2 separate regions of the Homo sapiens genome follow, and region 2 is linked to region 1. Evidence: chromatin contacts called from ENCODE Hi-C data. All regions are on one chromosome and are shown on one strand. The core of a region is the stretch at or near the end of the contact, and the rest is flanking DNA. Distances in the headings are between cores, read along the strand shown. Region 1 overlaps TRAF3IP1 (TRAF3 interacting protein 1). Region 2 holds the start of TWIST2 (twist family bHLH transcription factor 2).

What was found. Hi-C counts contacts between places; a loop is a spot of excess contacts on that map. Pooled maps may share reads with other maps.
Region 2: a map of IMR-90 shows a loop between it and region 1 (4-fold over the local background). The contact joins the promoter of TWIST2 here to the enhancer-like site in region 1. A Hi-C loop is called at or near these places in 1 of 168 maps with a recorded cell type or tissue (IMR-90) and 5 of 50 pooled maps.

Annotation. Positions count from the first base shown.
Region 1 is chr2:238,368,164-238,371,120 of GRCh38, reverse strand. All of the region lies in intron 15 of TRAF3IP1 (TRAF3 interacting protein 1), which reads right to left. Among named protein-coding and RNA genes, the nearest start is that of TRAF3IP1, 49 kb to the right of the region's middle. Within about 2 kb of position 1,462, at least 3 of the 41 ENCODE cell types and tissues checked have a DNase peak (open chromatin) inside an H3K27ac peak, as active enhancers do.
Region 2 is chr2:238,846,697-238,849,653 of GRCh38, reverse strand. TWIST2 (twist family bHLH transcription factor 2) reads right to left here and starts at 1,569. Exons shown (of 2, transcript NM_001271893.4): 1 at 921-1,569. The coding sequence starts at 1,438. The coding sequence ends at 956. LOC100287387 (a long non-coding RNA gene) reads left to right here and starts at 1,747. Exons shown (of 1, transcript NR_157851.1): 1 at 1,747-2,957. RefSeq lists enhancers at 58-568, 569-1,078, 2,612-2,957.

The sequences.
Region 1 (2,957 bases), core at 213-2,712:
GCATTAACTGAGATCAGAAAGCTAGTAAACTTCGTTCTTATCACATTTTACTCAGAAATCTATATTACTGTCCAAACGACAAATGTCCAAATTGTGGCAGAAAACCACATTACAAGAGAACTATGCCCGCTCCCTAGCACTCAGAGGCCTCGTGATGGGCTTAAAGCACCCCCTGGTGTTAGCATGGGGCTCACCAGAGGCTACAGCATGAAAAATGTCCGTAATTCCCCTAAATGCACATAGCTTCGTTTTTCACCTCTGGCAAGTGCTTCCCCACATTTTATCATTCATTCCCTTCCACTTCCCCCTTTCTCTTCTAACTTCTGTTCAACTGGCGATGAAATTCATCTCTTCAACAGTTGATGACATGCACTTAACGTCCACTGCTATGCTAGCCACGAGAGGGAGATGAGAGGCACTGGTCTTCACCTTATGAGATGCCCATTCCAGGGGAAAGTCAGTAACTGATCTTCCCTCCTGAGCCATTTGGTCCTGAAGCCATGAAGTGGGCAATGCCAGGGAAGCATGTACACTAGGCTGGGGGTGGGAGAGCCCGGGGTAGGGAGAATGGAGGCAGGAGCCCAGCACAGGAGGGAGAGGGCACCCACACGGCCAGGGAGACCAGGTAGGGAGGGCACAGACATTTGCACACACACATGTACACACACATACACAGACATGCACATACACATATATCACAGACATAGCCATGCATATATACACATGTACACATGCATGCAGACATGCACACGTATACATGTATACACTCAGACACGCACACATACGCATACACAGACATGCACAATACAGACATAAACATACACACATGCACACACAGACACAGACATTCACATAGACATGCACACACATATATACACATGCACACTTACAGACACACATACACGTTCACATATATACACACATACATACAGACATGCACACACGCATATATAACAAACACAGACACATACATTTTCCCCCTCTAGCTCTGTTCACTGAGATGACCTGAGAGCTGAACCTCCAAAAGTGGCAAACACTCCATTCTCCAATCAAAGGACCCAGGTCTCCTGGGGAAATGGCTGATTCTGGGGCTGGAGCAGGGAAAGAACAGGATGAGCCAGAAAGCAAGGAACAGCTCAAAGAATGCTGGGCGCAGGCTGAAAGGACACAAAGCCAGCTTGAAGGAGCTCTCCAGAGCCAAATCTGAGGCCATCTGCGCATGAAAATCATGGCAGTAAGAGATTACAGCCCACAGAGTCCAAGTGGAAGGCACAAGCCCATAATGATACAAACAAATGATTAAACTTAGTGAAGCACAGGGTACTTCGATTGTACAAAGTACTTCCTCCAAAATGCTAGTAATTACAAAGAGAAAAGGAGCGGCTTGACTGCAGAGAAGCTGGCAGACAGCATCCACATCGAGAGGCCACGGAGAGCGTCTGCAGTCAGGAACAATCTGAAACCTTGAACCACTCAGCAAGACGCAGCAAAGGCAGCACAGCCTCGTTTCTGGAAGGTTTCGGCCCAGGATGCAAAGTCTGACTCTAATCACAAGGAAACACCACACAAACCCAAACCGGGGGCCAGTCAGGAAAATAGCTGTACTGTTCAAAACTGTCAAGGCCAAATCAAGGGAAGAGCACAGACTGTTTGAGACTGAAAGAAACTTACAAAACACCTAACTCATTCTGGACTGGATGCTTCTGCAACAAAAAGCAGCAGAGCCAGAAAGCTCCCGCATGGAAGACAGTGGAACGCGCTCCACTTTTAATATCACTACCATTAATCTCTGAAGGCTCTGAAGTTCCCAAAAGTGTCTTTCACAAGTGAATGCTTTGCCTGCTTCTAAACCCGCTTTTCTTAGAAAGCTAATTTCAAAATTGTTAAAAATATATATTTACTTTAATTGCTTGGTTATTACTATTAAAATAACAGCATTATTTTCTATCATTTTTTACTGTAAATGAACTCTACTTGTACAAAGTACTTTTATTGTAGTACAATAAAAGCTTTGTTAAGCTACCTAGAAACCCAGTCAGAACCCAAAATACTAATATACAGAAATTACTCCCAAGTTTTAAAAACTAACATGGTGCATCATGTAAGAGTATAGACACAGTGTATTTTATTTACAAAGTATTTATCAATGGCCAGGCGCAGTGGCTCACGCTTGTAATCCCAGCACTTTGGGAGGCCGAGGCGGGTGGATCGCCTGAGGTCAGGAGTTCAAGACCAACCTGGCCAACATGGTGAAACTCTGTCTCTACTAAAAATAAAAAAAAATTAGCTGGACATGGTGGCAGGCGCCTGTAATCTCAGCTACTAGGAAGGCTGAGGCAGGAAAATCACTTGAACCTGGGAGGCAGAGGGTGCAGTGAGCCGAGATCACGCCATTGCACTCCAGCCTGGGCAACAAGAGTGAAACTCCGTCTCAAAAAAAAATTATTAATAACAATATCTAAAATAAATGTATTTCTACTTTATTTTCATTTTTTTTCTTTAAGGGATTTAAGAATATTCCTGAAAATATAAAACTTACATAGAGCAAAGCCTGGTATAATACAAGCCCTTCACTAAGTGAATGTCAGTCCTGCCCTCTGTGACAAGTATTGTAAGTATTATCAAGAGGCTTTATTAGTTTAAAAGGGGTCACATCTGGGGATGGAGGAAGTCTACTGGCCAGAAGAAACCGTACGGAGATTTCAATCAGAAAAACCTTAATAACAGTCCAATATGAAAAATTATATATGCATCACTGCTATAAATAGGAAATCGAAGCATTTTAATGCCAAGAATCTTAGTGTTTCTTTACTCTAAAATATCCCCTATAATCCATACCCTGGAGAAAAGTAATAAAGTTGTGCCATTGTTTCGTCCATTTCAGCCCTCCTGAGCCTGCTTTACCCACATTAAATTAAAAACTCAATAAAACCTAATTCATTCAGCCAAGTCCTGTT
Region 2 (2,957 bases), core at 320-2,819, 480 kb before region 1:
GCAGGGCCCGGCGCGCACAGCCTCCCTGTCCCCCAGACCCGTTTCCCAGCCTGGACCCCTCGCCCATCCCTGCGGGGCTGGATGGGCGGGGCCCCTCCCGGGTACTCCAGGGTCAAGGTTGGGACTCAGGGCTCCCAGTTCCTAGGTCAGCTCCACCTGCCTGCGGGCGCCCTGGGGCTCCGCGCGGCTGCGTCGGACCCGCCTGCCTCAGCGCTCCAGGCTCTGCGCTCTCGGCCCAGGGCCCTTCTCGGGCACACCCGGCCCTGTGGCTGCTCTGGCCCCGAAGCGCAGGGCAGTTTCCTCCCGTCCTCCCCAGGCAAACCCTGGAGCCGCAGGCCCGCACCTCTACGCCCACTGGGCAGGCCAGGGCGCCGACGGCCGGGGACCCCAGGCGCGAGCAGCTGGGTAGATCTGAGTGTCCGCCCGACGGACGCGCTCTACCCTTGCCCAGGAAGAAAGCGAAGCCATTCGCCCGGCAACACCCGGCTCGGGCAGCTTCGCGGGCGGCCTGCGCTGCGGCGGACGCAAAGGGCAGCTGGTCCTCATATCCCAGTCCCCAGCCGGCCCCAGGAGGTTTTTCTGATGCTCGCTCCTTCCACCGCCAACCACGGACACCCACACACCACCGAGAATGAAAACTGCGACCATCTGTCTAAGTATCTTCAGAACCCGCCGGGGGAGTCACCGGTCCGCCGGTTCCCAACTGACACCCTCGCGTGGAAGTCTGCACTCAGGGGTGTCCCTGGGACTGTGAGCGTCCCGCCCGCCCGCCTTCCTTGCTAAGAGGAAAAGCGCACGGCATCCAAGCCCCCGCGGCCCGCGGGGCCTCGCCGAGGAGACACGAGCAGGCCCCAATGCCCCTGCGCCCCTGCCGCCCGCCCCCCGCAGCGGAGGGCGCCCGTCGCGCGCGCAGCACCTACCCTGGCGCGCCGGTCCGGAGGTGGGTGGCGCGGCGCTAGTGGGAGGCGGACATGGACCACGCGCCCTCCATGCGCCACACGGAGAAGGCGTAGCTGAGGCGCTCGTGGGCCACGTAGCTGCAGCTGGTCATCTTATTGTCCATCTCGTCGCTCTGCAGGACCTGGTAGAGGAAGTCTATGTACCTGGCGGCCAGCTTGAGCGTCTGGATCTTGCTCAGCTTGTCAGAGGGCAGCGTGGGGATGATCTTGCGCAGCGCCGCGAAGGCCTCGTTGAGCGACTGGGTGCGCTGGCGCTCGCGCACGTTGGCCAGGATGCGCTGGCTCTGCAGCTCCTCGAAGGACTGCGCGCTGGGGCTGCCCTTCTTGCCGCGCTTGCCCGGGGTCGGGCTGCCATCTTCGCTCGACTTCTTGCTGTAGCGCCGCTTCCGGCCGAAGCGCTTGGGCTGCCTCTCGAGCTCCTCCTCGCTGGTGCCCAGGCTGTCCACGGGGGACACGGGCGAGCTGGAGCCCTCCTCCATGGCGCCCGCCCGGCGCGCGTGGGGCTGGGGGCGCCGGGGCGCCGAGCGCGCGCCGCTGGCCAAGCCCGCGGTCGCCGAGCACACGCTCTCGGAGTTGCTGGAAAGGCTCTGATTTCAAGGCCGGCTTGTGCAAAACCGAGGTCTCCGGGAGAGGAAGTTATTCTAACTTTTTTGGAAACTCTAGCTGGGCTGGGTTGCTAAATAGTTGTCAGGAGCTAGGGCGGCGCGCTGATTGGCCGCGGTGGCCGGGGGCAGGACAAGTTCTGGGGCCTTCGCCGGCCGCCCCCGCCCCCCGGCGCGGCACTTTCAGTTTTGCCTCCCCCTTCGGCCCCGGCGCGGAGGGCATCCCGGGGGCCGGGTCCTCGCCCGCCGCCCGCGCCCCCACCCCGAACGCAGGGCACTCTCAGGCCGCCCCGAGCCCTAGGCCCGGCCAAGCCTGGCTTTGTCTACGCCTCAACGTAGAGATCGGCCCCCACTGGGCTTTGGGGGGTTCTCTCTCTGGGCGTGAGGGGCTAGAGAGGCGAGTCCAGTCCCAGATGCGCTCCCAGAAGATGAGGACGCAGCCAGGAGCCTCCTCGACCTGTGTGGGTCTTGGCCGCCCCCGGGCGCACAGCTAGTCTGCACCGCGGCCCGCAAGCTTAGGCCTGGGGTCTGGGGAGCTGCGCGGGCAGGGGTCTCGGTGTCCGGACCGCCAGTGTAAGGACAGTCGGGGCCCCCTGGAGACGCCCGTGCCCAAGGACATGCCGCCAAGATCCGTGGAGATGCCACCCTTCGGCCAGCGTGCGTGTCGGGGACCATTTCTTACCCTGGCTTGCTGGGGAGCCCCGGCCCCGACGCCCTTCCCGAACCTTCCTTCTAACAGCTTTAAAACAACGCCACAGCGAGCCTCTGCGGGAGCGCCCGGTACCCGCCGCGCCCGCCTGCCTGGCCCTACCCGGGTTGCTGGGCGCGGGTTGGGGCGCCTGCCGGCCCGCCTTGTACGGCCCCAGCCTCTGCGCTCCGCCTTCGCTTCGCGGGTCAGCAGAGGACGGAGGGCGCTCCGGGAGCTGCACGAGGCTGCCCCGGGCCCAGCCTCCGCTGCGCTGGCAGCCCGCGGGCAGCTCCGAGCAGGAGGCTCAGGGTGGCTGGAGTGTGGGGCCCGGCCTCGGTGAGCGACACCACGGACCCCGGCCCCGGGCCATCTGGACGGCGAGCGCGAGCGCGTTTGAAGTGGTTGGGGGGCTCTTTGTTCGCCAGGCCGCTCTGGCTCTGGGCCTGGAGGTGGTTTTTACGGCTTTGATGCCTTTGAACCTATTCCCAGGTGACCCGGGCTCAATTAGGCCCGGGCCTGAGCCGGGCTGTCAGGCAAGCCGCGTGATCAAGGGCGGGCTGGGCCCTTTTATTGAAGTTGAACCCGAGACCGGGGAGTGCTCGGCCTCCGCTGCTCCTCCGGCCGGCCAGGCGGGCCGCGAGGTGGGGCCCGCGGGCCACGACCACCGCGTTGGGAAACCCGAGGACGGCAAAGAGCGGGCCCTTCGCG